2 separate regions of the Homo sapiens genome follow, and region 1 is linked to region 2. A link is a loop called in an ENCODE intact Hi-C map of the cell type or tissue named here. Cell type or tissue: endothelial cell of umbilical vein. All regions are shown on one strand. Links, peaks and the distances in the headings refer to the core of each region. The heading gives the core; the rest is flanking DNA.

The links. Peaks named below come from ENCODE experiments on the same cell type or tissue, not always from the same donor. Only the 100,000 strongest peaks of a DNase experiment are listed, where the experiment ranks them.
Region 1: a loop joins it to region 2, with 2.8 times the contacts of the local background. A loop is called at or near these places in 13 of 110 quality-filtered maps.

Annotation. Positions count from the first base shown.
Region 1 is chr21:25,977,916-25,990,483 of GRCh38, reverse strand. APP (amyloid beta precursor protein) reads left to right here. Exons shown (of 18, transcript NM_000484.4): 9 at 8,007-8,140. Among named protein-coding and RNA genes, the nearest start is that of APP, 190 kb to the left of the region's middle. RefSeq lists an enhancer at 2,129-2,630. In endothelial cell of umbilical vein, for the core only: no CTCF peak of the experiment used is centred there; a DNase peak (open chromatin) is centred at 6,463; H3K27ac peaks cover 2,822 bases.
Region 2 is chr21:25,889,607-25,902,174 of GRCh38, reverse strand. It overlaps APP (amyloid beta precursor protein), which reads left to right. Exons shown (of 18, transcript NM_000484.4): 16 at 4,502-4,602; 17 at 10,307-10,453. Among named protein-coding and RNA genes, the nearest start is that of GABPA, 160 kb to the right of the region's middle. In endothelial cell of umbilical vein, for the core only: a CTCF peak has its summit at 6,246 (motif pointing left); a DNase peak (open chromatin) is centred at 6,114; H3K27ac peaks cover 3,021 bases.

The DNA.
Region 1 (12,568 bases), core at 1,536-9,535, 90 kb before region 2:
ATAACCTAAGGTTAACCCATTCTGGACGCCAGTTATTGCTATTGCTTCACATATATTTTTTAGATTCAAACTTGAGGTTGCTTTTAAGTTTTAGTGTGATGTGCTGAATAGAGAATAGATGTTAATAAAAAAATAATGCCAGCATTCGTTCCTTCACATTCAGTTCATATATTTGAAAAAATTCCCATGTCAGTATGTGTCCATGGACATAAAAAAGAAATGTAGCTTGACTAGAGTAAACACATCATAGATTATATTTTTATTACCTTATGTCCATGTGATGCATTGATAGTGTTCTCCACCAACTATGATTGCACTGACTATAAAATTGTAATACAAGGGCATATTAGGGGGAGAATGCCTTTGTTTTTTCTTTTGTTGTTATTTTGTTTTTAAGAGAGTCTGGTATTACACTGGAGGATCACAAACTGTATTTTCTTGTTATAAATGGCTCCTCTATCTTGGACTTAATGGTTAGGATAAATATTTGAATGTAGAATGCGTTAGGAGTTTTAACTATTTTTGAAATTAGGAAAATGGAGAGACACTTTTTTTTTTTTTAGAGACACTTTTTTTTTAAGTTATAATAAGCATGGCACTCGGAAAGCTCTGCCATGTTTCAAGATTAAAGTTTCACATGAACGCTAACAAGTTTATATTTCACTCATATATAAATGATCCTCCTTGTCTCCTTTCCTAAATTATAGCCATCTCAAATGACAACATTGCTGGGTCGGTATCAAATAGCATTTTCAATGATAAGGCAATGATTTATATAGGTCTTAATTTGTTTTAATCTTCTGTTACCAAGGCTGTAGAGATAAATTGCTTTTCTGCTGATGAAAGGAGACTAACCCAATTTTCTTGTTAGAATCTAATATTAATATATCGACTGAATGCCATTCATAAGCCTTGGTTTAGGGAAACATTCAGCCTTCTGGCCTGTTGGAGATGGCCACGGTCATTGCTGTTTGAAGGTGGGTCATTTCTTCTTTTGTGTCCTGAGTCCATTGTGACTGTAAAATTATGGGTCACCCCAGAGCCTGAGGAAACAAATGCATATCAAAATGATAGGGGCAATCTTTCACAGTGCCTTTAATTTTGACCCCACATTCTTATATGAATGTGAAGTACCACATTAGTATGAATATGAAATGGAGTGCTCCGCAATGATTACAAAATCAGAACTAAAATGAGGGAAATCAGTGCATGTACAGTTCAACTTAATGGATTATCCTCTAAGGAGTCTTCAGACAGGCTAGGAGAGTGACGTCTGCCTCATCCTGAAGATATTAGCAGGTTTTCCCCTGTTTTAAAGTAACTTCCCTTCAAATGCTAACAGTTTTCTCAGAGGAAACACAGGTATGGAAAATGTTTCGTTGGTGTCTTGGCCCCAGTGATGGAGGAGCATTTTGTGATAGGAACGTTGGGTGCAGCATCGCCATTTATGAATAAACTGAAAGCTAACCTGTGTTACTTCACCCCAGAAAACAGAGCTCTGGCAGGTATTGAGAATAGATCACAGTGTGAAGTGGCAGTATTGTGACAAGCATGCGTGTATCAGTATTAAAATTGAAATGAGCCCTCACGCACATGTGAAAGCAGTTTCTCCCGTTTTCATATTCAGTTCCCTGAGGTAATACAGCATTTTGGTGTGAGAGAAAGAAGGGAATCTGACCCTTCTCGTGTGGGAAGGGGGCTGAGGGCAACAACCTCCTGTGACAGCCACCCTGGTCCAAGCCACCTTCATCTTTGTCTCCTTTTTTTTTTTTTTTTTTTTTGAGACAGAGTTTCGCTGTTATCACCCAGGCTGGGGTGCAATGGCACAATCTTGGCTCACCACAACTTCCGCCTCCCGGGTTCAAGCAATTCTCCTGCCTCAGCCTCCCGAGTAGCTGGGATTACAGGCGCCTGCCACCACGCCCAGCTAATTTTAGTATTTTTAGTAGAGACAGAGTTTCTCCATGTTGGTCAGGCTGGTCTCAAACTCCTGACCTCAGGTGATCTGCCCGCCTCAGACTCCCAAAGTGCTGGGATTACAGGCGTGAGCCACTGCACCCAGCCTGTCTTTTCCTCTTAAAAGATCTTCCTTCTACTTTTGTCCCATAGCAGCCAGAGTGATCCTTCAACAAAACGCCCCATCACATATACTCCCCCTCAAACAGCCCACGCTGGTCCCTCAGAATCCTTACTGTGGCTTTAAGGCTGTACATGATGTCCCCCATTTCTTCCCTGCCTCTCCCACTACTTCCTCTCTTGCTTCTTTAGCTCTGGCCATGCGGGTCTCGTGGAATTTGCCAGCCAGCTTCAACTCTTAGGGCTTCCGTGCTAGTTTTGTCATCTGCCTGCCATGTCCTTCCAGCAGCCAGCTGGGAAGATCTGAATGTCACCTCCTCACTTAAGACTCTGCCTGGTCGCTCACTTACTGCGGTCTACCTTTCCCCTCTCCCCTCAGCTCTCCCGATCCTTCTGAACTCTGCTCTGTTTTTCTTTTTCCTCTTTTTCTCCATAATACAAATCACATATTAACAATATGACTTACTGGCTTTTAAAAAATTCTTGTGGTAATTGTTTCTTTCCCTAGAATATAATTCCACCAGGATCAGGGCCTTCATGTTTTTCTCATTGGTTTCTCCCATGTGCCTCACATATAATAAGGGCTGCAATGTTGGTGGGCTGGAGGAATAAAAGAATGAACAGGCGCACTAAAGGCAGGATAGTTTGTCCATGTCAGAGCTGCTGTCTCAGCTGCTTTGATACCTCTGACTTCCCAGGGTGGCAAAGAATAAGGATGTGGCTTATGTAGAAGGCGTTAGTCATCCAAAATGCCACTGTATATTTGGAAGCAAATATTCACCTTGAAGCAGTGATGTACTAGGAATTAGAACTGCTTTTCTGTTACATTTTTTCATTTGTTATGAGTGTTTAGATACACATGATCACTATTAAAAGGAAGGGAGGTAATAGCCTATATATCCTACCATGCCCCTCAAGGCTCTGTTAGGAGACTAAAATACAAAGGTCATTTAAAAAGTTAAAAGCTTATGCATGTGATGTTGGTATTGCTGCTAATGACTAGGCATCTAGAGGTCAAAACCTAGAGCTAAGGATATTGAACCCTGTGTTTTGTCTCGTTTTAAGTCTAGGTTTTTGTGGAGGGGGGAACATACCTAGCCAGCTTGCTTGCAGAAGGCATGAGTGAGCAGGCTGAAGGAGGGACCCAAGGCCAGAACGTCCTCCATATTCTAGCTCCATGGGCTCTTTCACTTGATCCCTGCTTTATGACCCAACTTCTGTTGAAGGATTTGCCAGATAGTGTTTGGGGCAGGAACAGCTGTTTCATAGAAAACAAGCCAACGGACATCATAACAAAGCATATGGTTGTTTTGCCAAGTTGTGCTGCTCATTAACAAAACAAAACAACAAAAACCCTTTACAGTGCCCCAGCATGTGGATGGATTGGCCCTTTACTACTCTAAAAATTAGCTTTACAGCCTTTTTATGGCTTACCCAATCTTAACAGACTTTATTTGTGTGTGTTTAGGGATGCAAATGGGTATGTTAAATGATAGTGTTTTGCCTCTACGCAATAAAATAGGGTAATTTTTTCTTCCCATGTATTAAACGAGAACACAGAACATGCCTAGCATGGTGGGCTCTGATGAAAAGAGGCTGTTATCATTTGGCCAACATGGAAATCCTAGCCTTTATTTATTTATTTATTTGAGACGGAGTGCCAACATGGAAATCCTAGCCTTTATTTATTTGTTTGTTTGTTTGTTTGAGACGGAGTTTCGCTCTTGTAGCCCAGACTGGGGTGCACTGGCATGATCTCGGCTCACCGCAACCTCCGCCTCCCAGGTTCAAGCGATTCTCCTGCCTCAGCCTCCCAAGTAGCTGGGATTACAGGCATGCGCCACCACACCCTGCTAATTTTTTTATTTTATTTTATTTTAGTAGAGACGGGGTTTCTCCATGTTGATCAGGCTGGTCTCAAACTTCCGTCCACCTCGGCCTCCCAAAGTGCTGGGATTACAGGTGTGAGCCACCCCATCCGGCCGAAATCCTAGCCTTTATCAGAGGTTCCGTGGAATCTCAGAGGTCTGTGAGCAGGATAAACTGCTTTATGGTAGTTTAAAATGCAAAACCAGAAATAAACCCTCCTAAAGCCAGTTTGTTTCCACTTTCTAAGTGGTTACAGTGACCTGTGTTTTAAGTACCTTAAATATATCAGTGACCTGCTGATATACAGCTTCCTGTTTCCTCTGTGTCCTGTGACATATCCTGACATTCCTTGAGCCCCACTCCCTTCCCAAAAGGAAGTACCTTGATGGGTGAGGACATAGGGCACACGTGTCTCTGGCCTTCTGTGGACATAATCACAAAATGGTAGTCAGTCCTATGAATTTAATCTCTTTAGGATATAAGGATATTCACGAAATAGAAGTTGAGCTCTCTGGACATACTCCACCTTAAAATTGCTCTCTCCTTCCGGGATCCTCACCAGCTGCAGAGCAGTAGTAATGAACTATTAAATTCATTTAACAATATCAGCATATGCTATCCTTCTCTGCTTGACTAGACAGTAATCTGGCTTGCTGGTTGGTATGAATATAGGATAATTTCACTCACACTAATTGAGATGGGGAGTTTGTATGAATGGCTGAAAAATTTGAGTTAAAGATAAAAAGAGACACAGCTTCCTCAACTATGGGAAATAACTGGGACTGTTAACAAAGATTTACTTGAAGAGAAATTGTATTGCTCAGGGTTCTCCAGAGAAACAGGACCAATAGGATATATATGTATAGGAAGAGATTGATTCTGCAGAATTGACTCACACAACAATTATGGAGGCTAAGTCCCACAATCTGTTGTCTGCAAGTTGGAGACCCAGGAGAGCTGGTGGTATGATTTAGTCCAAATCTAAAGGCCTGAGAACCAGGGAAGACAATGGTGTAAATTTCAGTCCAGGGAGAAGAGAAGACCAATATCCTGACTCAGGCAGCCAGGAAATAAAAAGGGTGAACTGCTCCATCCTCTGCCCTTTTGTTTTCAGACCCTCAGCAGATCGGGTGATTCCTGCCCATGTTGAGGAGGGTGATTTACTTTACTGAGTGCACCAATTCCGATGCTAATCTCATCCAGAAGCACCCTCACAAAGACACTCAGAAACAATGTTTAATCTGGGCACCTTGCGGCCCAATCAAGTTGGCACAGAAAATTAATTACCACAGAAATATTTCTGGATTCAATGGATTAAGTTGGTAATATAGTATTCATATTCATTTCCACGTGCCTAAAAAGAAGGTTTTTATCCTTTTTAATATCCTCAGTCCTATTAAACATACCTCACATTCATGTTCCATGGTTATTCTCTTATTATGTTGCTAAGTGCATTTCTACTTAGGCCAATCTGATTATAGTGATTCAGATTATAGTGTTTATCTTCTTTCCTTTATACAGTAGACAGTGTTCGCAAACCATAGGAGCTGAAAAAATTTCCTTCTTATATAGTAAGTTTTATGATTCCAGTTTTCCAAAGGGGTGCTTATGTTATGGTTATAACAGTTACAGCCAGATGACTATCTTCATCAGCAGGTATAACCCCAAATATTTATACATTTTCATTTGTTTCAAACATAAAATATGGTTTGCCTAAACATGTCATTCTGCCAGATTGGACTATGCAAAAGAATGTTACTGTTTTATTTTCTGCTTTTACTTTAACTTGTTCTCATTTGAGCTCTACCAGTTAAGATGAGAAGATGACTAAAGCTAGGGAAGCACATTTTAAATGCTAAATACCATGTTCATTTCAAGTTGGGAACTTGAAATGCAAGTATTTTTAACTTAATCATTAAGTTAAAGTCAGTAAGAACGTGGTATTTAGCATTTATTCATTTTAACTTAATGATTAAGTTAAAAATACTTGCATATTGGTTTGCTTGAAGCTATGGAGAAAAACATTTACCTTTTTTCCAAAAAGGTCTTAATATTCAAAATTATTGTTTCAATCTTACAAATTAACAATTTACTTATTTTTGATACTTTCGGCCTTTTTTATGTGGGCTACACCTAACATTTTTTGAAAAATACATACTGCTTTTCCTGTAGGTTGCACTTTGTGATCCTGTGTGTAATTCATTTTCAGTGGTTCTATTTTATTTATTTTTTGTTAGTTTGTATTTTCTTTTGTTTCTTTTTCTCAATTTTTAAAATTTTAAAACTTGTCCTTTTCTTTTTTTTCTTTATTATTGCACTCTTCTACCAAAACATTTTCAGTGGCTTTGAATAAAAGTATCAGAACTTTCCCGTGGTTAGCATTAGCTCTGAGATTTGAACAGGATGTATTAAGCAGAGGAGGAGGGAAGGCCACTAACATGTATGAGCTCCACTGTGTGTCACCCTCTCTGCCGGATGACTTACATGTGGTATGGTATCTCATTTTCCCAGCTCTCCTATCATGTCCTGCGGCATGTTATCACCACTTGATAAAAAAATTGAAACATGGAGTGCTTAAGTTTCCTGCCCCAGGTCACAGCTGATCTGAAAAAGAAATGGGATTCAAATCCAAATGTGCTTAATTGCAAATCCCCACATGACTCTTTCCTTCCTTCCTTCCTTCCCCCGTTGCTGCCAATGTAAGAAGGAACACCACTCCCTCATTTGCTACAGAGAAGACAGGGGCAGCTGTGTAAAGGCACCAGGAATATGCCCTGCCTCCTTCCTTCCACTTGAAAGCAACATCTGGATAGACACTCAACTGCTTTTATTTTTTGAAAAATGATTATTAATCAGGATTGAAGTGGAGGGAAAAAATCAAAACGAATGTTTCTTTTTAAAATGAAAGATACTGTTTAATTATTTAACAGCCTTCCGGTTTTAGTTAATATCTTTGAAGACTTTGGATTAAGATTCCAGACATTTTCTTGAAGGATGTAGAAAACGTATTTAACTTCAAGTTTAGTTTCAAAATGACTTAGCTATCAATTCTTCTCATTGAAGTCCTCTTTGAGATATTATATCCCAAATGTAATACACAGGTAATAATTCAATAGGAATACTTGGAACATTGGTGATATTTGAATAACCTTTTGAATGAAACAATTGATTTGATCTCAAAAGATAGTGAAAACGTCTCATTTTGTTTTTTATGTTAAATATGCTTCCTCTTAAGTCAAAATTCTTTTTTCTTTTTGCTTTTAAGCTCATAAATACTCTGAATTCTCACTAATCTTTTGGAAAATTGCTTGTATAGGTATTATAATTCACTTGGCTCATGAGTTACATAATATAGCAGTATATGTTGCAATTCAAATATTGCTTAGCAGTATTAGTTGAATTCAAAATAGAAATCACTTTCTTTTTGACAACTAGCATAATGAATTCATTGACTATTGTCAAATTTATGAAGACAGAAAAGTCCTTTTGTGATTCAAAAATGTGTTTATTGATGTTTATATATCTTTTGTCGTGTTTCCATACTGTCTCATGAAGGTTGTCTTCGTAATTCAGTTATCTAAATACATCATACATTTACCTTTTCCCTGGGGTGCCGTTATTCTACAACAGGCTAATTACAGATATCTGTGGTTTCTGCAGGAGTCTTAGTGTATGATATTGATGATATCATCATTTACTTTCAAAATTGCAAAATAGTAATTTAGGAAAGCATGGGGATTTGGAAAAACATGTCTTCAGCACCAACTGTTTTTGCTCTTTGCATGCTTGTTTCGTAAAGAACTCTAATGCTATAATTGCAAAATGGACCATTTTAAAGATTTTTCCTTCATTCTGTACTTGGGAGTGGTGAAAGACATCCTTACTGTGCTGCACAGTGTCTCATGGTGTTCTCTTAAACAGCATTAACGTCTTGTATGCGCTGCTTTACTAAATTCTCTGTTCTGAGAAATAACTGAAAATACGGCTTTCTATTAAACGAGTGGATTATTCTGTTGTTGTTGGCTTTTTTTTCTCAAACCTCCTTCTCTTCTACTTTATAGTTCCTACAACAGCAGCCAGTACCCCTGATGCCGTTGACAAGTATCTCGAGACACCTGGGGATGAGAATGAACATGCCCATTTCCAGAAAGCCAAAGAGAGGCTTGAGGCCAAGCACCGAGAGAGAATGTCCCAGGTAAGTCTGGCTCTTCCATCATTCAGCCCTACGATATTGGGAAACCTGAGCTTGCCTCTGCCTCAGTCTCCCCACAGGCCTGCTGGCTTTATCAAGATCTTTAAAGATGTAAAGTTCTAATTTTAAATGTTTACTGTGTGGGCACAGTTTGTGGGTTTTTTGCATCCTCCGTGAACATGCTGCCTAGGAAGGATCCAGGTATAGTTGGATTTTGTAAGCACAAATTAAATGATGTCTGTAACATTCTCTCTGGCGAAGAAAGGTACTTGGCATTATTATTCTGTGTATATGTAGTACCTGTAATCAACATGTTGTAAATTAAAATCCATCAAAATGCTCTTTAGTAAAGATGAGGTTTTGTATTAAATCCCAGACTGTTATAATTGTGAACCTACGATTGTTTACAGTCTGTAAAATCATAGAGACTTAAAACTGAGCTGAACCATAGTGATTATTTCATCTAGTCTCCTAAGTGATACATAGTGGAATAGAGGTTCGAGAGAGTGGCTTCCCATTTTAGCACAAAGCAAAATCAGTGAGCCAGAGACAACATTTAGAATCCAGGCCTTTCTTGCTCCTAGTACAGTACTCCTTTCATTATACTTTGCTGAAAAAAAAAAAAAAAAAAAAAACCTGTTTTGGTTTGGTTTGTTTTTTTTTAGCAGGTCCTTAATTAAGCAAATTAAAAAATAACTTATGTCTAAAACATGGCTAATCCATATATACTATCAACTACAATTGAAGCTATGTCTGCTACCAGGCACTGGATGTTGTATTGGAGTTTGATAATATGGAGGATTTTAGCCCTTGCTCAGATTCCTCATTCATTCATTCATTCAATCAACAAATATGGACTTATTATTTTCCAGTCACTTTTCTGATTTGTAGTCTACAAACCTAGGAGTGAATGTGGGGGGAAAAGAAGTAGGACATAAAAGTGAATGAATAAAGATCTCAGGTTAAAGTAAGCCATTCATTTTTAGTGTTAATATTCTGTGGCAAATATCAGAAGATAGGAGAAATTTTTGTCTTAGCACAGATGCTTAATCTCTTGAGAGACATTAAATGCAATTTATGAATTAGACTGCTGCGTATTTTCTAAGATCACAGTCAGTCTTTAGTAGACAATTAATCTTTCCTGTAATTTCTGATCTGGGTCCCTGCTGACCCCAGGAAGATTCCTCCCTCCCAGGGCCAAATGAATGGCCCCTGAGCATGTCTTTCCCATGCAAACCAGTCAATCAAAAGCTCCTTACTCCCAACCACCTTCTTATACTCTGGGCCACTATTCACCTGCTCTAATCACCCCAGGACCAGGTACCAGACCACTAGGGACAACCTCATGCCCCATCACCATTATTTGAACTAATCAGTCCTAAACCCGCCTACCCTGCTTCGCTCATTCTTTCCATGAAAACCACAATAAAAGGCTCTTGCTCATGTTTTCCCCTCCTGACCAACCCTGGTGCTTCCCATATGACCCTGCATGTAGTGGCATGTACCGGCTTCTTGGGAGCTGAGTAACAAACTGTCTTTTCCATGATAATCATCTCCTGACCTCTTGGCCTCACCTGAATAATAAGAAAATCTACCCTTGAAAACATAAAACTAATAGTTTATCTAGAAAGGTACAACACAGGTACTGTTTTTTGTTTGTTTGTTTTGTTTTTTGTTTGTTTGTTTTGCCTTAAGATGAATAACAATACTTGGATCTACTTTGGTATAATAACATAAAGAGGAAAAAAGCCTTATAATCACAGTACTTTTGGCTCTGGAATATAATGTGCAGTTCTAGTGGCTGCCCACGATGAAAACCTAACAGCTAATTGAACTAGAAAGCTAGCCACAGGGAATTATTAAGTTTTCACCTGATGCCAAGAAAATCAGATCTTTCCTTAGGAAAGACACAGGCACTGTTCGGAAAGCATTGGAGGACTATGAATCATACTTATTGCCACTGAAATGTCCTCATTTGAATTTACATCCTATCTCCCTTCTTTATGAAGCTTTCAGAGGCTTCCTGTGCCCTCACAAATCCACTTCTGGGCACATGAAGTCGTAAAAAAAGAACAATGACAAAAATAAACACCGAATGCTCAGCTTGTCATTTTCAGCGCCTACCACTGTACCCTGACTCTGGTCTTCCTACCACCTCTTCCTTCTCAACTGCTACCCTTGCTTTCTGTACAGCGTTAAGCTGCTGTTCTGATCAGGCCACTCTGCTCATCGTCTGTTCATCTCATCTTGGGCTTCCCTTTGCCCTTGGCATTGAGTTCTTCTGGAAATGCCCTCCCACTCTTCTTCACGCTGACACATCTCACCCATTCCTTACACCCCACTTCATACTCAGAATGAGACAGGCAGTCATTGCTCTTACCTTTCATTTAATTCTAAATATTTGCTCCCCGGTTTTGTTAGTGATTTCTGGACACACCTGCATTATCTTTCCAAGCTGGATAGAAACCTTGAGACCTCAAGTCATGAAGCCTGCTACCTGCATTCATCGTGGACCCACTGTAGCATTTTTTTTAATGTGTGTTTTTTTAATCCTGGATTTTTTCTCCTAGTATATCTTGTTCATTTTTGACCTTATTAAGAAAACTTATTTCAAATTCTCTGTTAGTTTTAGATGTGACAGGTCTTCTTTAAAATAATAATTTAACTTTTAGCACATCTGTGTAACTTGTGACTTAGTTCATGATTTTGTAGATTTTGTTCATCTTTTAGTCATCAGATATATCTGATATAACCTAAGAGATGTTGTCCCAGAGCAGAGAATGTTGTCTACTAGATTCCAGTGGTCATAGGAATGTGAGACACCTGAAATCAATATGTATCTTCATAGTCTGTGGTGCTGAAATCTAGGGACTTTTCAACTTTAAACTTGCCTGCCTCTTAAATCTCTACTTAGTAGTAGTCATTTTCTCTGCATGAAACAGCCAAGTCTTTGAAGATTGATAAATCCAAATGAAATTGATACCTTTGTGCCTGCAGTGGAAAATTGCTTTATAAGAATCCATAGAGCCACTGCAAGGGCCAGGTCCTGAGAATTTTAAATTTTAAAAATTGTGCGGTTTTTTAAATTAAGTTTTATTGTAGTTTTTGTTATATGTTTTCTTACAAATACAGAGGATTTTGGAATTTTTTCATATTTTGGTTTGTTGTTGCCATTGTGGAGTATAACTCTAAACCTGTAGATTTTTGTTGCTAAACCTGTAGATTTTTGTTGCTATATGTCGTGACTAGCATCTAGTCAAATAGAAATCTACAGCTGAACCATGTGTGAGCACTTTTATTACTTATAAACTTACTACTTTTAGTATATGCTTAAAATGAAGTCCTTCAAATTGAAAGCTGACCCAACTCATAGGTTTTTATTTCTTTTCTTTTTTGGAGATGGAGTCTTGCTCTGTCACCCAGCTGGAGTGCAGTGGCACAATCTAGACTCACTGCAACCTCCAACTCCCTGGTTCAAGCGATTCTCCTGCCTCAGCCTCCCCAGTAACTGGGATTACAGGCACGTGCCACCACGCCGAGCTAATTTTTGTATTTTTAGTAGAGACAGGGTTTCACCATGTTGGCCAGGATGGTCTCGATCTCCTGACCTTGTGATCCACCCGCCTGGGCCTCCCAAAGTGCTGGGATTATAGGCATGAGCCACTGTGCCTGGCCTAGGTTTTTATTTTTAAGATAAGCAGCAACATTTTAAGAGCGCCCCTTTCTCCTGTCACTAAATATAAATAAACTTAGCTCACCTAATGAATTTTTTATTTTATAATAAAAAATTGGGTACCACAGGGTACAAAAACATGATCTTTAGAGCCACAGAGATCTTGGTTTATATTCTTCCCTCTCCCTTTTTTACCTGCATAGCCTCGAGCTGGTACCTTAACCTGGTTCGTAAAATGGGATGGCCCTGGCTAATCTCACAAGCTGTTGTGAGGAATCAATTAAATTAGATAGATTTTGTAAAGCTCTTAATACAGGGTCAGCAGTAATGCTACTTGTTATCAGTCCCACAGTGAAATTCACTGTTCACAGGGAGATGGTCAGCCTACATATAGTGTGTATTCATTTGCAGTAGAGTCTTAGTGGGATGGTGCAGGTGATTTGTTTATTTGTGGGGGTATAGGATATTGTTAAATTGTTCTGAAAATCAAAATGTGAGTTAATTTCTATAGTAATGCTTATTTGCAACTCATTAGCTAAATAAATCTCTTTAATTATTTCATGGATTCCCCCAGCTTAAAGCTTAAAGTCCAGTTTCTTAAAGTGTATGAGGTAAAATGGAAAAAATGTAAATGTAATATGGGAAATCAGTTCTCACATTGCAGTAGAACATTGAACTTCTATCTCAAACTAATTTTGAGATTCCTTGCTTGAAGAATTGTTGGTAGAGTACCACCACTGTGAACATTCCCAAAGCAG
Region 2 (12,568 bases), core at 2,877-10,876:
TCCCCCACCCAGTGCTTTATAATCATGACTGAGGAAAATGGCTTCTCCTTAACTCTCATATCTAAAAAAACAGAATATGGTAGCTTCCAGCATGCAGTGTCAAGTAGGGACCATTGTAATAACAGTGGTGATTTGGGGGCATAGTGGCCATTATAGCTCCTCCTCCTGGCTTACTTCCAAAGAAAAAATAGACTCTGAAGGACTAATTATACAGTTTGACCAGAATAAAAAAGAAAAACACATTAGCGAGCTCTTCACATAGGGTAGAAAGCTACCCTTTCTGTTACAATTCATCACCACCCTTCTGCAGTCCAAATAAAGGGAAACCAGGTCCTTGACCCGAGCCATGCAAGAGGTGTCATGAAGGACATACCTCCCTTAGCCCCCACATGAACAAAAGGCTCTGTCCACTCATCATGACTTACAGGAAGAGAGAGCTGGAGTCACCAGGGCTTAGGGTGAAATCAGCACAACTCAAGAAAGACCTCTAAGTAAGCCTGCAAACCAAGGTCCCTGCCATTTATTTGAAACTACTCATCACATTTTATTACATGCATTATCACCTTATTATGAATATTTCCCTATGTGCCAGCTTACTGATTTTGTCTTTTAGTAAGATTTGCTTAATGTAAAAAGTCTTCCCTAGATGACTATTCATGCTAAACAAACATGAACTATTATAGCAAGAGCTCTTCTGCCAAGAGCTTCTCAAACTATTGAGCTGTAAACATGAATTTATCTGTCATGCTGACTTGATAATATGAATTTTTTTTTTTGGACCACCAAAAGTATTCACAGTATCATTTCAAAAGTAGTGTGGGCTTGTAAAGTTTTTAGTGGAGAGCTCTTGGTTTTGTTTTTTTTTTTTTTTTTTTTTTAAAACAGGATTTGTCTCTGTTTCCAGGCTGGAGAACAGTGGCATGATACCAGCTCACTGCAACCCCCATTTCCTGGGCTAAAGCTATCCTCCCACCTAAGTTTCCCATGCAGCTGGGATTACAGGGATGTGCCACCACACCTGGCTCATTTTTGTATTTTTAGTAGAGACAGAGTTTTGCCATATTGGCTAGGCTGGTCTCGAACTCCTGAGTTCAAACTGTTTGCCCGCCTCAGCCTCCCAAAGGCTGGGATTACAGGCATGAGTCACTGCACCTGGCCGAGAGCTCATTCTTTTTTTTTTTTTTTTTGAGATGGAGTCTCACTCTGTCGCCCAGGCTGGAGTGCAGTGGCACGAATCTCGGCTCACTGCAAGCTCTGCCTCCTGGGTTCACACCATTCTCCTGCCTAAGCCTCTAGTAGCTGGGACTACAGGTGCCTGCCACCACGTCCGGCTAATTTTTTGTATTTTTAGTAGAGACGGGGTTTCACCATGGTCTTGATCTCTTGACCTCGTGATCCTCCCGCCTCGGCCTCCCAAAGTGCTGGGATTACAGGTGTGAGCCACTGTGCCCGGCCAGAGCTCATTCTTTACTTTTATTTTTCAGTATAAATATTTGGCTCCAAAATCTAAAAGGGAAGACTCTTCAAACTGTTCAAGAAAGTTTTCTTAAAAATCTCAGAAATATAGTTCTAACCTATTGTGTTGCTAGATCTTTTATTTATTTATTTATTTTTGGAGACAGAGTCTCATTCTGTCACCCAGGCTGGAGTGCAGTGGCACAATCTCAGCTCACTGCAACCTCCACCTGCCGGGTTCAAGCGATTCTTATGCCTCAGCCTTCTGGAGTAGCTGGGATTACAGGCACCCGCCACCACACCTGGCTAATTTTTTTTTTTTTTTTTTTTTTTTTTTTTTTGTATTTTTAGTAGAGACAGGGTTTCACCATGTTGACCAGGCTGGTCTCAAACTCCTGACCTCAAGTGATCCACCCAGCTTGGCCTCCCAAAGTGCTGGGATTACAGGCGTGAGCCACCGTGCTTGGCACGTTGCCAGATCTTAATAACAGAAAAGGAGTGAGCTCTAAAGAAATCACTGGTTATATAAGGATCTCAGATTTAAAAGGGCTATAGAAAGATTAAAATATACAGCCAGTGAGAATTAAGAGAGTTTTAGCATCACTACCCTATAAAAATAAGTGTCAGAAAGGTTCGTTTCAGCAGAATGAGTTGAAACTTAACCAAAAAATACTTAACAATATTAAAGTAAGAAAATAAATAAGAATAGAGAACTCTGTGGGTCTCGTAGCAAGAAGTTGGGGGTTGAGGGTTAGGTCATTGAGAGGACCAGAGTTAAAGAATGAGAAAGGGAAACTGTCCCACTTCCATTGTGCCTTTTATGTCTATATTAAAGAGAATGAACTTCTGATGAAAGGAAATTAAAGCCCGAGATAGATCAACATGAGAAAAGAAAGCCCTAGCCCATTAGTTACCTATTGCTACGTAGCAAATAACGCGAGAATTTAGCAGCTTAAAACAACAAGCATTAGTTTCTTACAGTTTTTATAGGTCAGGATTTGGGATGTGGTTTAGCTGGATGGTTCTGGCACAGTGTCCGTCATGTGGTTGCAGTTAAGACACTGCCTGAGCTAAAGTCATCTGAAGGTTTGATTGGACCTGGTGGGTCTGTTTCCAACGTGGCTCACTCACGTCACTGTTACTAAGAGACCTCAGTATCTTACCATGTGAACTCTGTAATGCTGCTTGAGCGTCCCTACAACATGGCATCTCGCACCCCTGCACCAAGAGGTCCAGGAAAGAGATTAAGGAAGTTTTAGTGCCTTTTTTGGCCCAGTCTCAGAAGTCATACACCATCACTTCTATCATGCTCTGTTCACTAGAGCAAGTCACTACATCCCGACCACATTCGAAGGAAGGGAATCAAGTTCTCCCTCTTGAAGGAAGGAGTATCAGCAAATTTGTGGATATATTTTAAACTATGACATCTTGCTACCCAAGTCCAAGTTCTTATGACCCAGACCAACTGCAGGCTAAGAGAACTTGAAGGGGAAGTAGCACCATTGCCTGTGGTCTTTGTGGAAAGCTGGGAAGGTAGGGATAGGAAAATGAAGTTCTGAATAGCAAAAAGGAGAGAAGATAGCTTCACAATCTGTAAGCCAGGTATAGAGTGACATTGATTGTGGGTCTCTTTTCAAATAGGTTATCAAGTGGAAGCTTTTTGAACAATTGGATGAGGAAATGGTGCTAGGTCACAACCAGCGTGGATTTCCTAGGTTTTGTCAGATTATCCTTACCTTCTCCTTGTATAGGCTGTGCTCTTAGACTGGCACATCATATGCTGTGGACATTGTGCTTTTCAGTGTCAGCAAGATGTGTCACAAGTTTCCCAGAATCTCGTAGACAAGATTGAAAGAGTGATTAGGCCAAGAGCAGGAAGTGAATTCCCCTGGGAGCCAAAGGAATTGGGAATGTGTAGCCCAAGTAAGACAAGAACCAGCAGGAACATGCCTCTCCTTAGGGTCGTGATACCTGTTCAAGGTTTTAATGTGGAAGGGAGGATTAGGCTTGCTCTGTGTTGAATCAGGCTCAAAGGATGGAAGTTACAGGGAAGCTGATTCTGGCTTCATGTAAAAAAAGGACAGTTTGGGCAGGCAAATCTATCAAAAAATGGAGGGAAATTGATACATTCCTCTATGTTCAAACAGGAACTGACAATCTGCCCCTGGGTGGGAACACGGTAGAGAAGATGACTTCAAAAGCCCTTTTCATCCTAAAATTCTGATGTTTGATAATTAAATGTTATAGCATGGACACTGACATTTACATTTTTTACTTATGTTTTTGGTTTTTAAATGACTCTGCATTTTGTTTTAAGCTTCAAATTATTATTTGAATAATGAAATTCATCAGAACAATTAGTGTTAAGAATCATATAGCAATTTATAGAAAAGGAAGAGTTCGTAGGTTATAAATTCTGTTAGTTGCTAAGAAGCATTTTTAAAATTATGTACTATAGCTCTTTATTCAGCAGACGAACCAATTACAATCTGTGTAACTAGAACACTTGACTAAAATTATATAATTTTTACAACGCTTCACTGCATAGATACATGAACATAATTTATTTGTAATTGGAACAAAGCCCCAAAGTAGCAGTTTTGTTCTACCAGGTAATTAATGCTCATTTTTAAAGCCTTTTATTATTATTTCTGAAGTAATGAGTGCACATGGAAAAAGACACATAATAGGCTAAACAATAAGCCCGTAAGCCAAGCCAACATATTCCAGGAACAAATCCTTGCCAACCTCTCAACCAGGATTTAACTTCTGCTTTTCCCCCATTTTCAAAAATTATAGCATGTATTTAAAGGCAGCAGAAGCCTTACTTTCAGGTTTCCCTTACCCTTTCATTTCTTTTTGTTCAAAATAGGTAGTAATTGAAGTTTTAAATATAGGGTATCATTTTTCTTTAAGAGTCATTTATCAATTTTCTTCTAACTTCAGGCCTAGAAAGAAGTTTTGGGTAGGCTTTGTCTTACAGTGTTATTATTTATGAGTAAAACTAATTGGTTGTCCTGCATACTTTAATTATGATGTAATACAGGTTCTGGGTTGACAAATATCAAGACGGAGGAGATCTCTGAAGTGAAGATGGATGCAGAATTCCGACATGACTCAGGATATGAAGTTCATCATCAAAAATTGGTACGTAAAATAATTTACCTCTTTCCACTACTGTTTGTCTTGCCAAATGACCTATTAACTCTGGTTCATCCTGTGCTAGAAATCAAATTAAGGAAAAGATAAAAATACAATGCTTGCCTATAGGATTACCATGAAAACATGAAGAAAATAAATAGGCTAGGCTGAGCGCAGTGGCTCAAGCCTGTAATCCCAGCACTTTGGGAGGCCAAGGCGGGTGGATCACGAGGTCAGAAATTCGAGACCAGCCTGGCCAATATGGTGAAACCCCATCTCTACTAAAAATACAAAAAAGATTAGCTGGGTGTGGTGGCAAACACCTGTAGTCCCAGCTGCTGGGGAGGCTGACGCAGGAGACTTGCTTGAACCCAGGAGGTGGAGGTTGCAGTGAGCTGAGATCGTGCCTAGGCGACAGAGCGAGACTCCATCCCAAAAAAAAAAAAGAAAAGAAAGAGGCTGTATGTATAGTTCTTTCAGACTACAAGGCAGCAAAGTTCGTGCATGACTCGGGACTTAAAGTGGAATTAATTTCAATATAGCAGCCACTTTGACTTCCACTGTGTTTTCTGGGAAAATAGGTTTACAATAGGTTTATTTGAAGGATCAAACACATGCATACACTGCTTGGTTTTACAGAACACTTTATGTGGCTTAAATTCACATCCGGAACTGTCTTCCTTTACCCATTCATTTCTCCCCCAGCTCTTTCTTTTCATTCCCTCCCCTACCTCCCATGATTTAACTTCTCTTGCAAGAGTAAGATCATGGAGTGAGCAGGACCCCATGATGTTCCCGATAGTGTTATTCATCAAAAGGTTTGTGCAAAGAAGACAGCAGCTTCCTTTTCAGATGAAATCACTTTTCCCCCCTAATGTTAGAATTGGAGTAAATCAAAAAGCCACATCTCCTTTGTGGTCAGCTCTAGTAGTTATATAAAATCCTTTACCAAAAGCTTAGAAATGGAGATAAATCAAATCGTGGATTATGTTAGGGTTCCATCTTATCAGTAGGTGCAGTAAGAGGGTTAAATTAATGAAGACGACAATTTTATCACATTCAGTGGTGGACAGAAAAATGGTAAGAAAATTTCCATAGCAATAATACTTAAAGTTATCTCAGGCACTTCTTTTGTTTTGTTTTGTGTGTGTGTGTGTGTGAGTGTTACTTTTTTCCAAGCAGAAAATGTCTTTTCAATATTCATAAAGTTGATAAATCCTAGTATTAATCTCTAAAAGAAACACCTCCAAATTATTATTTATGCCTTACTTGACTCCAAATAATTGTAGCAAATAAAAAACTGACTTGGGATTTGGATTTGCATTCTTAACTCCCATAGTTCTTTTTTTGTAGAAAGACATTTAGCTTTTTGAAGCATGGTTTTCATTGGCAAGATAATCTAGTATCAGTTGTTATAAGATCAGGGTTTCTCTTGATGAGGCTGTTGCTGAAGAGGTTAATAAAAACTGGGGAACCACTAAAGAGTTGAAGAGTTGGTGGGGTAGAAAGCTGACGATTAATGTACAGATTTGCATTTGTCGGGGCCTGGGGCCTGTGTCATATAAGCCCATCCCCACAATTACACTAACGCCTATAATGCGACAGTGACTAATGGCAGCGGCAGCAATTAGGAGAATCAGCTCCCTCTACTGGACTAGTTAAGATAATGTATTATAATTAGTGCAATGAATATTACAAAATTACAGTATTTTCTTAAAGGCACAGGCATATGTCCAGACTTGTATTTATTCCTGATTACCTCACACTAGTATATTAGCTAATTAATGATTTGCTTTTCATAAAAATGTTGAGCTAGCATATTTGTTTAGTAAAGGGAATAATTATGAACAATTTCTCATTTTGTTATAAACCACGAGTAAAACACTTTTAGAAGTTGCTTCATTTGCTATATTTTATATTGCCTTTCCAGATTGCTAGTATGTTAGTTTCAGCTTAGAAAAATCAGTCATTTGACTACCTTGAGGCTAAATTGAAAGAATTTTTTAGGGAGGTACAGGCATACCTTGGAAATTTCAGAACACCACAATAAAACAAATTTTGCAACAAAATGTCACACAAATTTTTTGGCTTCCCAGTACATATAAAAGTTATGTTGGCCAGGCACGGTGGCTCATGCCTGTAATCCCAGCACTTTGGGAGGCCAAGGCAGGTGGATCACAAGGTCAGGAGGTCGAGAGCATCCTGGCCAACATGGTGAAATGCCATCTCTACTAAAAATACAAAAATTAGCTGCATATGGTGGCATGTGCCTGTAGTCCCAGCTACTCGGGAGGCTGAGGCAAGAGAATCTCTTGATCCCAGGAGGCAGAGGTTGCAGTGAGCCGAGATCGCACTCCAGCCTGGGCAACAAGAGCAAGACTCTGTCTCAAAAAAAAAAAAAAGTTTGTATTTACACTATACTCTAGTCTGTTACATGTGCAATAGCATTATGTCTAAAAAAAAAAAAAGCCATGTATATACTTTACTTTTATTAGTAAAATATTTTATTACTAAAAATGCTAATGATCATCTGAGTCTTCAGCAAGTCCTAATCTTTTTGCTCGTGGAGAATCTTGCCTTGATGTTCACTGCTGCAGGCTAATCCAGGTGGTGGCTGCTGAGGTTTGTGGTGGCTGTGGCAATTTCCTAAAATAAGACAATAATGAAGTTTGCTGCATCGATTGACTCTTCCTTTCACAAAAAGATGTCTCTGTAGCATGTGATGCTGTTTGATAGCATTTTGCTCACAGTAGAACAGCTTTCAAAATTGGAGTCAGTCTTCGCAAATCTAGCCACTGCTTCATCGAGTTTATGTGATATCCTAAATCCTTTGTTGTCATTTCAACAGTGTTCATAGCATCTTCACCAAGAGTAGATTCCATTGCAAGAAACCACTTTCTTTGCTCATCCATAAGAGGTAACTCCTCATCCATTCAAGTTTGATCATGAGATGGTAGCAGTTCAGTCATGTCTTTAGGCTCCACTTCTAATTCTAGTTCTCTTGTTATTTCCACCACATCTGCTGTGACATCCTTTACTGAAGTCTTGAACTCCTCAAAGTCACCCATGAGAGTTGGAATCATTGTCTTCCAAACTCCCGTTATTGCTGATGTTTTGATCTCCCATGGATCACAGATGTTCTTAATGGCATCTGGAATGGTGAATCCTTTTTAGAAGGTTTGCAGTTTACTTTGCCCAGATCCATTAGAGGAATCGCTATCTATGGCAGTGAATAGCCCTACAAAATATATTTGAAATATATTTTGAAATAATAAGAGGCTGAAATAATAAGACTTGAAAGTTGATCCACAGGCTGCAGAATGGATGTTGTGTTAGCAGGCATGAAAACAACAGTAATCTCCCTGTACCTGTCCTTCAGAGCTCTTGGGTGACTAGGTGCTTTGTTAGTGAGCAGTAATATTTTGAAATGAGTCTTTTCTGAGCAGTAGGTCTCAACAGTGGGTTTAAAATATTCAGTAAACCATGCTGTTAAGAGATGTGCTGTCATCCCAGTTTTGTTCCATTTATAGAGCATGGGCACAGTAGATTTAGAATAATTCTTAAGCGCCCTAGGACTTTTACAATGGTCAGTCTTGGCTTCAAAAACAAAGTCGCCAGCTGCATTAGCCCCTAACAAGAGAGTCAGCTTGTTCTTTGAAGCTTTGAAGGCAGGACTTCTCTCTAGTGATGAAAGTCCTAGATGGCATTTTCTTCCAAATAAGTCTGTTTCATCTCCACTGAAAATCTGTTATTTAGTGTAGCCACCTTCATCAGGAGTCTTATCTAGATCTTCTGGATAACTTATTGCAGCTTCTACATCAGCACTTGCTGCTTCACCTTGCACTTCTGTGTTATGGAGATGGCTTCTTCCCTTAAACCTCATGAAATCAACCTCTCCCAACTTTTTTTTCTTCTGCAGCTTCTTCACCTCTCTCATCCTTCATAGAATTGAAGACAGTTGTGGGCCTTGTTCTTGATTAGGCTTTGGCCTAAGAGAATGTTGTGGTTGGTTTGATCTTCCATCCAGACAACTAAAAGTTTTCTCCGTATCAGCAATAAGGCTGTTTTGCTTTATCATTTGTGTGCTCACTGGAGTAGCACTTTTAATCTCCTTCAAGAGCTTTTCTTTGCATTCACAACTTGGCTAACTGGCACAAGAATCTTGGCTTTCAATATGCCTTGCCCACTAAGCTTAATTATTTCTAGCTTTTGCTTTAAAGTGAGAGACCTGTGACTCTTCCTTTCACTTGAATACTTAAGAGGCCACTGTAGGGTTATTTACTGGCCCACTTTCAATATTGTTGTCTCTCAAGGGATAGGGAGCCTGGGAGTTGAGGGGGTGGAGTGGCCAGTTTGGGGGGCAGACAGAACACACACAACATTTATTGATTTAGTTTGCTGTCTTTATGGGCATGTTTCATGACACTCCAAAACAATTAAAATAGTAACATCAAAGGCCACTGATCACAGATCACCAAACAGATATAATAATTTTTAATGTTTGAATATTTAAATAATTACCAAAATGTGACACAGACATGAAGTGAACCTGTGTTCACTGTTGGAAAAATGGCACCAATAGACTTGTTCGATGCAGGGTTACCAGAAACCTTTTTGTTTTTTTTTTTTAAATACTATCTGTAAGCACTACTGTACAATAAAGCTATGTATGCCTGTATTTTCATTAAGTTGCAGAGCAAACGTGGTAATATTTAGCTTTAGTTTTACTTCATCTGGCATAAGATCAACTCCTTATATAACAAGATGATAAAAGTTGTGGTGTGCTTCTATAATTTCATTCAAGTAGATAAAGTTGAAAAATAATGACTTGCTTTTATAAACAGTATGAAGCAATGTAGTGCAGTAAATGAAATTTTATTCCTTCTTTACAATGTTCTCAAAATTATTTTTATGTTTAATCCAAATAAAGAGCAAGAATAAAGCAACATTTCAGATTTTGGTTTCTGGAGACAATAGTTAGAAAGCATGAGTTATGAGTGACTTAAAATTCTTGTTGCCTGTACTTCACTTTGAAATAACATTATGCTTTAAAAAGCATTACACTGCTAAAGGTTAATTAGAATTCTGCAGAATTACTATAGCTAAAAGTAGGTAACAAGATATCTTTTTTTCTATTGTTTAACTCCTTTGTTTCAGAATGCCTATTCCTGTGCATTAAAAGTGTCCCTCCAAGGAAATTAGGACATCTGCAGAGTTGAAAAACACCTAAGTCTCAGTCACTTAGAGTCACACATCAGGGCTCAGAGTGCTATGACTAGGAAAATGCTGACCTCCTTTCATTAGTATGATCGTGCCTTTCCAGCTTTTGATAGATCCAAGCGCTATCTTCCCACCACTCACCAAATGTTCCACCTGTCAAAGGGTTTCAGGTCCCTGCAGACTTCGGTTTTGACCTGTGGGGAAAGTAGACTTCCTCGAACTGGGGAAGCCACATGTTGTACATCCTTCTATAAACTATGATTATCATTCTTAGTAGGAAAATATGTGATTTCTTTTTTTTTTTTTTTTTTTAAAGTAAGCATCAAATATTTGACCAACCAGTTGGGCAGAGAATATACTGAAACTTTTTATATAACCTCATCCAAATGTCCCCTGCATTTAAGAAATGAAATTCTTCTAATTGCGTTTATAAATTGTAAATTATATTGCATTTAGAAATTAAAATTCTTTTTCTTAATTTGTTTTCAAGGTGTTCTTTGCAGAAGATGTGGGTTCAAACAAAGGTGCAATCATTGGACTCATGGTGGGCGGTGTTGTCATAGCGACAGTGATCGTCATCACCTTGGTGATGCTGAAGAAGAAACAGTACACATCCATTCATCATGGTGTGGTGGAGGTAGGTAAACTTGACTGCATGTTTCCAAGTGGGAATTAAGACTATGAGAGAATTAGGCTTAGCTTTTTGCTAAGAACTAGCTAAGTATCTCTTTTAAAAAACGAATCAGTGTGCTTCCATGATGCTTGGGTTACAGTTGTTCTTTCTTGTTTTGGTTTTCATTCATTGCAACTTACCGTGAATATTCTGCTCAAGGTATTGAGAGTGTGTGTTGTTATCTCAACTTACAATTTGTGTTGAAGTTATCAAAATAATACAAATGATAATGCATGACTTTAAAAAAGCATGATTACTCTTAGACTTTTTTTTTTCAAACACAAGCAACAAAAACCAGTACAAGAAGTTAAAAATAAAAATAGAAGTAGGAAGTTGCTTTTTCCAAAAAAACTAAACATGTTTATTCTTGGATTTCTTTTGTCTTAAATAGTCTGGCCTCTCAATACAACCAGGTAATAGTAAATAATGTGACTTTTCAGTGCAGACTCTTACCTTTAAAGTTTCTCAGGAAATCACACTATACCAAATGGCCCACCAAAACATACATGATTGTTATTTGAGAGTTCTGCAACCTATTACCCTGCACTTCCACCTGAAATATCTTAGTTTCAAGGTGCTATACTAAAACAAGAAAGAGAGAAAGAAAATTTACGAATAAGTTATTTTTATGCATTTGAAATGCCATTTGGATGGGGGAAAAAGTGTTAAAATCTCACAGTATATGCAACTTTTTAGGAAACTGTCTTGCAGAGAGTATAGTGTAAACATAACTTTTATATGCACAGGGAAACTGAAAAATTTGTGTGACATTTAATTGCGATATTTTAAGAGTTATGGAATTTTTAGAGCTGAAAGATTTATTGATGATGACCAATCAAATTGATCTTCTCATCTTGTAGATGAGGGAACTGAGGCCGAGACAGAAGGGTTCAAATTATGCAAGGTCAAGCTCAGAGTCCAGATTTCCCCTCATATTCCCCATTGCTTTTTTTTTTTTTTTTTGAGACAGTCTCGCGCTGTTGCCCAGGCTGGATCTTGGCTCACTGCAACCTCTGCCTCCTGGGTTCAAGCAATTCTCTTGTCTCAGCTTCCTGAGTAGCTGGGACTATGGGCACACGCCACCATGCCCGGCTAATTTTTGTTTTTAGTAGAGACAGGGTTTCACCATATTGGTCAGGCTGGTCTCGAACTCCTGACCTCAGGTGATCCACCCGCCTTGGCTTCCCAAAGTGCTGGGATTACAGGCGTGAGCCACCGCGTCTGGCCCCCATTGCTTTTTCCATCAGAGAAAAGTCCAGGTGTTTCTAGGGAGTTGAAGATTCCACTATCCCCAAGGAAATGGGCTCTAAACCATTCTTGATTAGAAGAGGACAGGCAGAGTTTAAATAAATGAAATTTGTGGTGAAGCCAGAAATTTCATTTTGCTCAGCAATTAAAACCTCTGCAGACTACAACAGAAGCTGCTGATGGAAATTGGGGTGGAGCCTCATTTCCCCATTCATACTGACGTGGATGAGCAGTGTGAGGAAGGAAACCAAGAGAACAGCAGGCAGCAGGGTGGAAAGGAACGGACTGACCCATAGATCAGAGTGTGAGCACATAAAAGCAATGACCCCACTGTCATGTTTGGCCATTGCACCTTTTGTGATAGTATCTAAGCTTATGTCCCTCAAAACAGTGTAAGATAGGTTTTCATTAGTATCAGCTTATTTCATTTCTGCTCAAATTAATTTTTAAAAAAATTTAATTCCATATTTGAGCAAATAAAGATGTCTTCATACTTGAGTAATTCAAGACCCCTTTTTTGCTGCTGTTGTTGTTTTGGTTTTTTTCATGGTTTTGTTGTTTTCTTTTGTTGTTGTTGTTTCTTTGTTTTTTGAGATGGAGTCTTGCTCTTTCACCCAGGCTGGAGTGCAGTGGCATGATCTCCGCTCACTGCAACCTCCACCTCCCAGGTTCAAGCGATTCTCCTACCTCACTCTCAGCCTCCTGAGTAACTGGGATTACAGGGGCATACCACCACGCCTGGCTAATTTTTGTATTTTTAGTAGAGACAGGGTTTTGCCATGTTGGCCAGGCTGGTCTTGAATTCCTGGCCTCAAGTGATCCGCCCTCCCC